Regions from separate parts of the Homo sapiens genome. Here regions 1 and 3 are each linked to region 2. The links are chromatin contacts, found by Hi-C or POLR2A ChIA-PET in ENCODE. All regions are on one chromosome and are shown on one strand. The core of a region is the stretch at or near the end of the contact, and the rest is flanking DNA. Distances in the headings are between cores, read along the strand shown. Region 1 overlaps DHX30 (DExH-box helicase 30). Region 2 holds the start of ARIH2 (ariadne RBR E3 ubiquitin protein ligase 2). Region 3 holds the start of RBM6 (RNA binding motif protein 6).

Region 1 (3,034 bases), core at 237-2,736, 1.1 Mb after region 2:
CAGGCATGAATTACTCCTCCCCCAAGTTCTCTGGAATCAAGGGGAAAATTGATGCATCAGATACCATGAGAGGTACCTCGCTTCTTTTTCTTGTTTTTTGGATTAATCTCAGAGCAGAAAGGGAAGAGATATCTACCTAGGGTAAGCTTGTACCAGACACAAGGCTTAACCAGGTCATGAAGAGGTCTGCTAGGAACATGGGGGGCCATATCATTCTCCACTCTAGCCTCTGGCAGCTCCAAAAGGAGCTGTATATATGCACATGTGCACCTGCGTGTACACTGATCACCTGGGGAGCTTTTTCACCGCATGGACATCCAGCTCCCCACAGGGGACCTGAGAATGGGAGCGATGTTGGAGGCGACTCTATATTTTCAAAAAGTGCTTCCAAGCGTTCTGATGTAACTCTGCTGCCTGGTTTGAGACTGTTTCCTTGGGACAGACTCCTGTGTCAAGTGGCCAGGATGGAGGACACCTGATCCTGTCTCCCTCTAAGCGGTAACTTGTAAAGCAACTAAGAGTCAAGCAGTTAAGCAGTTAAGAAACCATATCTAAGTGGACTTGGCCGGGGCGGGGGGGGTTTCGTCACAGAGGGACCCAACTTCGAGTAGCCCATTACACCCACTGGTTTAACAATAGAGCTGCACTGAGACCACCACCCCGCCCCCACCTTCAGCTCTATAAGGTTGGTGGAGGCTGGCGCTCTCTACCCATCCTTGATGCTTTCAACAGTTTTATCCTCTGCACTATTTGGGAGGCACAAAGCTGGAATCCACCAGAACAGTCATTCTGTCTCTATTTGAGATCCTGATGTCCCAGGAGTTACTTTGGGCTATTTCTCACACTGGTGAGGGCATGCTTGTCCCTAGAAGCTCTAGCCCTTGGCCACTCATCCTGGCAGGAGTTGGACTTTTACTCGTTTTCCCCACTCCCTCGAGGTCTCGCACCTCTCACCTATTCTTGCCGGGAGCAGGTACTCTAAGGGTCCATTCGGGCCTGTGCCACGCTAAGCTTTACAAACAGCAAGGCCGCTGCCCGCCGACGGATGGCGAACTTGGCCACTATGGAAGAGAGGACCCCCGGCCGCCAGGCCCGATTTCGGCCCGCGCCCCTAGCTCTGCCATCCCAGGAGTCAAGGGCGCTGCGGACCGCCCGCCCCCGCCGATGCCCTCACCGTTCACCAAGCTTCCGTCGCCTTCCCCAGGCCCGCCGGGGGCCATCCCTGACTCGGCCTCGGCGGCTTCCTTGGTGTGGTCGGGGTGGGCGCAGCTTGAAGAGAAGCCGCGCGAGCGACCCTGTCGCCCAGCAGCGCGGGGACCCAGCGGCTGCAGGCGCGGAGAGATGCCGGCGGCCAGCGCCATGAGTCTCCTAGCGGCCGCCATCGTGCTCCCGCCGACCCCGAGGCCTGTGCGCGGCAGGGACCGGGCGAAGAGAACGGGAGCGGCCGGCCCGAGCGCCGCGCGCCCCCTGCGGGCCGGGCGGACCCGAAGCCCAAGCCTAGGCGAGGGCATCAGCAGCCCGTCCTCGCTCACCACAGCCCTGGGCCTTCAGTAGGCGGGCTCGGCGCTGCCCAGGGCTAGGACCCTGCAGAGCTCACTCTCCAGCAAATCTAAACCAGCAGTCGTGTGGATGGAAGGCAGGAAGATGGAATGAGGCTGTTGGGGGGAAAATAATGCTAGGCCTTAGCTCAATGTCATCTAAGGAAGCGAAGTTAGTTCCCTCTAGGTCCTACCAATTGTTCCTAACTACCTCTCACGTGCCTCTGGCAAATTGGCAGCCCCATCTTATTTAACGGCTTACAAAGTAAACCTGGTGAAGATCTGGAGCCAGGGCCAGGCGCCGTGGCTCATGCCTGCAATCCCAACACTTTGGGAGGTTGAGGCGGATGGATCCCCTGAGCCCAGGATTTTGAGACCAGTCTGGGCAGCATAGTGAAACCCCAACTCTATTAAAAGTTTAAAAAACGAAAAAGAAAATCTGGAGCCAGGCCAAGGAAGACCTCTTCAGGAAACAGATTTAATCCCCAGGGCTGGAGGGGAAGGTGAAAACACCCAGCTTTGGAAACTGCCAAGAATTGAGCTGGTCCAGCGTAAAGTCCAGCAGTGAAAGTGCTGTTCCTCGCCAGGCGCAGTGGCTCACGCCTGTAATCCCAGCACTTTCGGAAGCCGAGGCAGGCAGATCACCTGAGGTCAGGAGTTCGAGACCAGCCTGGCCAACATGGTGAAACCCCATCTCTACTAAAAATACAAAAATTAGCCGGGCATAGTGTCGCGCGCCTGTAATCCCAGCTACTCGGGAGGCTGAGGCAGGAGAATCGCTTGAACCCAGGAGGCGGAGGTTGCAGTAAGCCAAGATCATGCCACTGCACTTCAGCCTGGGTGACAGAGCAAGGCTCCATCTCAAAAAAAAAAAAAAAAAAAAAAAAGGAAAAGAAAATGGTATCTGAAAGCTGAAGGAGACAACAGTCTAGACAGAAAGGCCCCACCTGGACAGCAGGACCCAAGCCCTTTGTGGCACTTGAGGAAGCCCTCAGGATAGCACTCTTTTCTGACAGCCATTTGGCATAAGGCTGAAATGCCATGATTTCTTAGTTGCCTCTAAAGAAGCCAAAATGAAGAGCTATACACAAAGCAACACTGGCCATGAGTTGTTAATTGTTGAAGCTGGGTGACAGGTACTTGCAGGTTCATTATACTATTTTTTCTAGTTTACAACACATGTGTTGAACAGATGTTTAGATTTTTATGTTAAAAAAAAATCAGCCAGGCGCAGTGGCTCATGCCTGTAATCCCAGCACTCTGGGAGGCTGAGGCAGGCGGATCATGAGGTCAGGGTATCAAGACCATCCTGGTCAACATGGTGAAACCCCATCTCTACTAAAAATACAAAAATTAGCTGGGCATGGTGGCACGCGCCTGTAGTCCCAGCTACTTGGGAGGCTGAGGCAGGAGAATTGCTTGAACCCGGGAGGCGGAGGTTGCAGTGAGCCGAGATTGCGCCACTGCACTCCAGCCTGGCAACAGAGTGAGACTCC
Region 2 (3,155 bases), core at 461-2,960:
ACTGCACTCCAGCCTGGGCAACACAGTGAGACTCCGTGTCAAAAAAAAAAAAAAAAAAAGAAATTGCTCACAGGCTTCTCACCAACCAAATATTTAGGTGGGGAAAACTCCAGGCTCCTCCAAAAAAAAAAGAGAGAGAACTCCATTTCATACTAAATGTTCTAGGTGCACATTTAAATGAAAATTTAATTTTTAATCATCTCAAAGTTAAATATCCGAATTCTACTTGAAAAAGTGGGCCGGGCACTTTTTCAAAAAAAATTTTTTTAAAGGTCATGCACAGTGGCTCACGCCTGTAATCCCAGCACTTTAGGAGGTCAAACCGGGAGGATAGCTTGAGCCCAGCAGTTCAAGACCAGCTTAGGCAACCTATTAAGATCACGTATCCACAAAAAATTTTACAAATTAGCCAGGTGTGGTGGTACGTGCCTGTGGTCCCAGCTACTTAGGAGGCTAAGAAAGGAGGATCACTTGAGCCCAGAAAGTCGGGGCTGCAGTTAGCTGTGATCGCCGCCACTGCACTCCAGCCTGGTGACAGCAACTTTGTCCCGCCCACCAAAAAAAAAAAAAAAAAAAATTTCCTCCAGAGCCAAAGTCACATGTTCAGGGGACCTAACAACCAACCATCCTGGGCTTGCCCACCACGCACAGAACACGTAAGTTTTAGTGAGTCTGAAGACGTTTACTCCAGATATGATCACTAGCGCTGAATTCAGGTCATTTACTAACTACACCTCCGAAGAAAAACGACTTGGCACAAAACTAGAAATCAGCAATTTCGTTTCAAAATCCTACACTTTGTATCTGTCTTTTCTAATACGGTGACCACTAGCCACATGTGGTTATTTAAATTTAATTACACTTAAAAAGTAAGTAAAATTTAAAATTTAGTTTCTCAGGTGCACTAGCCTACAGGTCAAATGCTTAACGGCCACGTGTGGCTAGTAGCTACCATGCTGAACAGCAAAGGTAAAGAACATGTCGCTATGACAGAAAGTTCTATGGGACCAGGCAATGAACAGTACTAAGGAGAAGTCATCCAAGAACGCGGCTGCCCAACCAGCTTCTGGCGAGGCGGCGGCACAGCTCCGGGGCCGCACATCCCTAGGGGCGCCGCGGGCTCCGGGATATTCGCGCGGACGCGGAGCCCGCGAGCTGGGGATACCCTCCACAGGCGGGCGTTAAACCGCGCGGGCAGCGCTGCGAGAGCTCCCAAAGATGACTCGAGTGGTGAGCCCCGAGGCGGCGCGTTTCCCCGCCGCGCCAGACAGGGAGAGAGGGCCTAGATGTGCCGGCGCCGGTTGGTCAGAGGCGGTGGCCTCTGACCTTTCCGAGAGCTGAGAAGGCGGCGGGAGGAAAAAAGGCAGACACACGCTGGGCGCCCGGCCGCTGACGGCGGGTAATGCTCGGACAACGTGCCGGCGACGGGGAGCGCCCGGGCCTCCCGGGCGACGGCGAAGGCGGAGTCCCGGCCCGGCCAGGGAGGCGCGCGGAGAGGCCCCCCCAGCGGCCAGCCAAGGTAAACAAGGCCGTGACGTGCGCCGCGCACTTACCGGGAGCTGCGGCCTCGCGGCCGCTGAGCCCGAACAAGCCAGACCGGGTCAGGCCGGGCCAGAGGGACCGGATTGGGGCGAAGCGGCAGCGGAGGCGGCGGGCCGACGCCGGTCAAGCCCGCGCTGCTTCCTCCAGAAGAGTCGTCCCCACAGCTCCGGAAGTGCTTGGCGCCGTTGCGTCACTTCCGGATCGGGGTCGACCCACGGTCGCTCGGGTCGCGACAGGCTCCCGGCTAGAGGGCCTGTTTAGCGCCGCCTCCTTGAAACTTAGCGCTCTGACCCAGAGTCTGACCAGGGTACGGCAGGCGCCGACCGCGTCTGGAGCCACTATTCGCCTACCAGCGTCTCCCGTCGAGATGTTTTTAACCAGCGCGTTTCTCACCGGCTTCTCATTTCACTGTTTGTACTCCGGGATCGGGCACGGAGAAGACATCCTGGCGTCAGTGGAGCAGATAACCATTGTTTCTCGGCCGCTATCTGGTCAGAGGGGAGCTGGGCCGGGAAATTCTGCCTACACCCCGAGGCGGTCGCAGGGTGGCCCCAGAGCCGCAACCACACCAGGCTTTCGCTTCCCCTGCCGAGGCCTCGTTCGCCGCGCAGTTCTCCGACTTACGGTCACCGTGCAAGATTGCATCTTAACTGCCTTGCTTGCAGTTTCTTTTCACAGTATAGGAGTTGTCATCATGACTTCCAGTTACCTTCTGGGACCGGTTGTCAAATGATGTGGCTAGAGACGGAGGCTCACTCAGATTGTTGCTGCACCACAATGGAAATGCCAGTATGAAGCCGCTGATGTTAGGAAGGCTCCAGGTTGTGCAATTCCATAGACAACAAATCAAATCATTTCCAACCATACTGGAGTCGCGTATATACATATTCAAGACACCTGTGCAGGCCGGGCGCGGTGGCTCAAGCCTGTAATCCCAGCACTTTGGGAGGCCGAGGCGAGTGGATCACGAGGTCAGGAGATCGAGACCATCCTGGCTAACACGGTGAAACCCCGTCTGTACTAAAAGTACAAAAAAATTAGCCGGACGTGGTGGCGGGCGCCTGTAGTCCCAGCTACTCGGGAGGCTGAGGCAGGAGAATGGCGTGAACCCGGGAGGCGGAGCTTGCAGTGAGTCGAGATGGCGCCACTGCACTCCAGCCTGGGCGACAGAGCGAGACTCTGTCTCAAAATAAAATAAAATAAAATAAAAAATAAAACAAATAAAGACACCTGTGCTGGCTGGTCGCTGTGGCTCATGCCTGTAATCCCTGCACTTTGGGAAGCCGAGGTGGGAGGATCGCTTGAGCCCAAGAATTTGATGTAGTGAGACCCCCCTCCTTTCTACAAAAAAATTAAAAATTAGCTGGGCGAGGTGGCACACACCTGTGCATCCCAGCTACTCAGGGGGCTGAGGTGATATAGGATCGCTTGAGCCGAGGAGGTCGAGGCTGCAGAGTGCCAAGATCGCACCACTGCAGTCCAGCATCGGTGATAGAAGGAGACCCTGTCTCAAAACAACAATAACAAACCATACAATGTAGAAAGCCATTAAAAATCATGCCGCGTGGCCGGGCACCGTGGCTCACGCCTGTAATCCCAGCACGTTGGGAGGC
Region 3 (3,059 bases), core at 418-2,917, 1.0 Mb before region 2:
GCAGGTGGATCACCTGAGGTCAGTAGTTCAAGACCAGCCTGGCCAACATAGCGAAACTCCGCCTCTACTAAAAAAATACAAAAAATTAGCTGGGCATAAGGCGAAACGCTGCCTCTACTATGTTGGTTTTTGTTGAGTTTTGCGGGTTTTTTTTTTTTTTTTTTTTTTTTTTTTTTGAGACAGAGTTTCACTCTTGTGGCCCAGGCTGGAGTGCAATGGAGCAATCTCAGCTCACCGCAACCTCCGCCTCCCAGGTTCAAGCGATTCTCCTGCCTCAGCCTCCCAAGTAGCTGGGATTACAGGCATGTGCCACCATGCCCGGCTAATTTTGTACTTTTAGTAGAGACGCGGTTTCTCCATGTTAGTCAGGCTGGTCTCGAACTCCCCACCTCAGCCTCCCAAAGTGCTGGGATTACAGGTGTGAGCCACCAGGCTCGGCCTGGTAATAGAATTCTATAAGGAAAGGTGCTACAACTATCCAGAGAGACCTGGGACCTGTCCTGCAGGTTAGGTATCTAGTTAGATGCTAGTTTCTGAGACAAGGTTCAAATTCAACTTTTGTGTTTCACCAAAATGGTAACATATTATTTAGTTACTTTCTTCACTGCCAGTCCTACCATCACGCACCAGCTCTTGACACCTCTCGTTAGAGACCTCACAAATTCAGTAATGGTGACATATTTAAATCATTCACGCTGGTGGCATTTCTCAATAGGAAGGTGGAAACTAGCAAGCCGAGGGCACAATCCAGGGTTCAGAAAATGAACCAGGTGACCATGTCTGCATGTCTACTGAACTCCTTCACTTAAATCCGGCTACTCTGACCTTCACAAGCAAACCTGGAATATGCAAAAAATACAATTACGCTCACGGTTTATGTACCCTACGAAACAGGGCCCTTCCTTCAAAAAAAAAAAAAAAAAAAAGGCATTCCCAAAGTTGAACCCATTCGCCTAACGTCAATTCTAAAATAAAGAGAAAAACATCTATTTACACCGCTAATGGAATCTAAAGCGTGAATACGATAAAACATCCTTCTCCTTCATTGCCTAACGGGCGCAGAACCCACCAGACCACTCTCCCGCTTCCAGGTTCTACCGCCCCGACGACCGGGCTCGGAGCTCTTGTGCCCTCCGGTCCAGCGGAGCCTCCCTTGTGTCTGTCCAAGTCTGAGGACGAGGCTACGTGCTAAGCACAAGAGCTCCCTTCCTAGTGATGCCACAGAATTGGATCTGAAACAGGAAAACCGCAAGAACAGCCCGCTTACAGCTCCGAAGAGTAGGAGCACAGAGCCGCAACCACGCGCCGGCCCCAGCCTCACAGCTGGCCGCTCCGCGGCGGGACCGGTAATCTACTGCCGCGCCGGGCCCCGCCCCAGGCCCGCGACGGTTCCGGGGCGTTCCTGCCACGGGCGGCGCCTCCCTCATCTCACCGTTGCTTGGTCTTCTTCCCGAGCGAGGCCGCAGCCGCCCCGCGACACTGAAGCCACAGCTTTCAGGCTGCGCGGGCCTGCGATGTCTAGAGCGGGCCTGTCTGCTGGCTATTCCCTGGCAGGCTCTGGCACGCCTCCCCTCCAGTCCCGGGCCCTTACCTAGGCGGCGAAGCCTCCACGGCCCGCTCCTCCTTCTCCTCAGCCTCCGCCACCGACCCAGCGCCGCGGACACCGGAACTTCCTCCGCGCGGGGCCACTGCTACCACAAAGGCGCCGCGCCGCTGCCTTCAGCGCTCGGCCCGCTGGGAGATGAAGTACAGCTGCCGGTCCCGCAGACTCTTACTCCCGCCGTGCCCCGCGCGCAGGGGACTTGCCTTCTGGGGTGGGTCGTAAGAGCACGCTGTCCATCGCCATCCAATAAGAAGGCGCGCTTACCCGCCCTACTCCGCGTGACCTGCTGGGAGTTGTGGTTTGGCCTCTGCCCTGTGACACCTGGTCCTCTTGTGCTTTCCTCTCAGTTGATTGAGGCTTACAGTTTTTTGGTGGCTTGACTTTCCTGAGGTTTGCTCCCTGCCAGCAGCTCGGGTACGGCCCTGGCCTGCCTAGCTCGAGGCCTCCTTATTGTCCGTTAGTGTGAGAGAAATGGAAGGGAGCTTCTTCGGGAGTAAGTTTAAGCCATCTCCAGCTGGTTGGCGGGGCGCGGTGGCTCACGCCTGTAATCCCAGCACTTTGGTAGGCCGCGGCGAGTGGACCACCTGAGGTCAGGAGTTCTAGACCAGCCTGGCCAACATGGTGAAACCCCATCTCTACCAAAAATACAAAAATTACCCGGGCTTGGTGGCAGGTGCCTGTAATCCCAGCTACTCGGGAGGCTGAGGCAGGAGAATCACTTAAACCCGGGAGGCAGAGGCAGAGGTTGCAGTGAGCCGACACTGTGCCACTGCACTCCAGCCTGGACAATAGAGCAAGACTCCACCTCAGAAAAAAAGAAAGAAAGAAAAAGGCCGGGCGCAGTGGCTCATGCTTGTAATCCTAGCACTTTGGGAGGCCGAGGTGGGTGGATCACGAGGTCAGGAGTTCAAGACCAGCCTGGCCAAGATAGTGAAACCCCATCGCTACTAAAAATACAAAAAGTAGCCAGGCGTGGTGGCGCATGCCTGTAATCCCAGCTACTCAGGAGGCTGAGGCAGAGAATTGCTTGAACCCGGGAAGCACAGGTTGCAGTGAGCCGAGATCGCGCCACTGCACTGTTGCCTGGCAACAGCGCAAGACTCCGTCTCAAAAGAAAGAAAGAAAGAAAGAAGTTGGGCGCAGTGGCTCACGACTGTAATCCCAGCACTGTGGGAGGCCGAGGCGGGTGGATCACGAGGTCAGGAGATCAAGACCATCCTGGCTAACACGATGAAACCCTGTCTCTACTAAAAACACAAAAAATTAGTGGAGCGTGGTGGCGGGCACCTGTAGTCCCAGCTACTCAGGAGGCTGAGGCAGGAGAATGACGTGAACCCGGGAGGCGGAGCTTGCAGTGAGTCGAGATAGCGCCACTGCACTCCAGCCTAGGCGACAGAGGGAGACTGTCGCAAAAAAAAAAAAAAATTACCCGGGCTTGGTGGCAGGCGCCTGTAAT

What was found. A loop is a pair of places that touch in the nucleus more often than their neighbours do. ChIA-PET counts read pairs that join two places held with the same protein, here RNA polymerase II (POLR2A). Pooled maps may share reads with other maps.
Region 1: a pooled map shows a loop between it and region 2 (2.8-fold over the local background). The contact joins the enhancer-like site here to the promoter of ARIH2 in region 2. A Hi-C loop is called at or near these places in 1 of 50 pooled maps. POLR2A ChIA-PET finds 5 or more read pairs at or near these places in 2 of 52 experiments (CD8-positive, alpha-beta memory T cell and GM10248).
Region 3: a map with no recorded cell type shows a loop between it and region 2 (7-fold over the local background). The contact joins the promoter of RBM6 here to the promoter of ARIH2 in region 2. A Hi-C loop is called at or near these places in 1 of 37 single-sample maps with no recorded cell type and 5 of 50 pooled maps. POLR2A ChIA-PET finds 5 or more read pairs at or near these places in 3 of 52 experiments (HepG2, T-cell and naive thymus-derived CD4-positive, alpha-beta T cell).

What each region holds. Positions count from the first base shown.
Region 1 is chr3:47,823,388-47,826,421 of GRCh38, reverse strand. The region is part of intron 4 of DHX30 (DExH-box helicase 30); the gene reads right to left. Among named protein-coding and RNA genes, the nearest start is that of DHX30, 22 kb to the right of the region's middle. RefSeq lists a silencer at 1,327-1,616. Within about 2 kb of position 1,486, at least 29 of the 41 ENCODE cell types and tissues checked have a DNase peak (open chromatin) inside an H3K27ac peak, as active enhancers do.
Region 2 is chr3:48,917,397-48,920,551 of GRCh38, reverse strand. ARIH2 (ariadne RBR E3 ubiquitin protein ligase 2) reads right to left here and starts at 1,710. Exons shown (of 16, transcript NM_006321.4): 1 at 1,554-1,710. ARIH2OS (ARIH2 opposite strand lncRNA) reads left to right here and starts at 1,167. Exons shown (of 1, transcript NR_161301.1): 1 at 1,167-2,764. RefSeq lists enhancers at 580-1,330, 1,331-2,082, 1,808-2,277, 2,083-2,833 and silencers at 1,388-1,467, 1,538-1,637.
Region 3 is chr3:49,938,758-49,941,816 of GRCh38, reverse strand. It overlaps RBM6 (RNA binding motif protein 6), which reads right to left and starts at 1,667. Exons shown (of 21, transcript NM_005777.3): 1 at 1,592-1,667. RefSeq lists a silencer at 1,237-1,436 and enhancers at 993-1,514, 1,577-1,636, 1,667-1,716, 1,747-1,806, 1,515-2,037.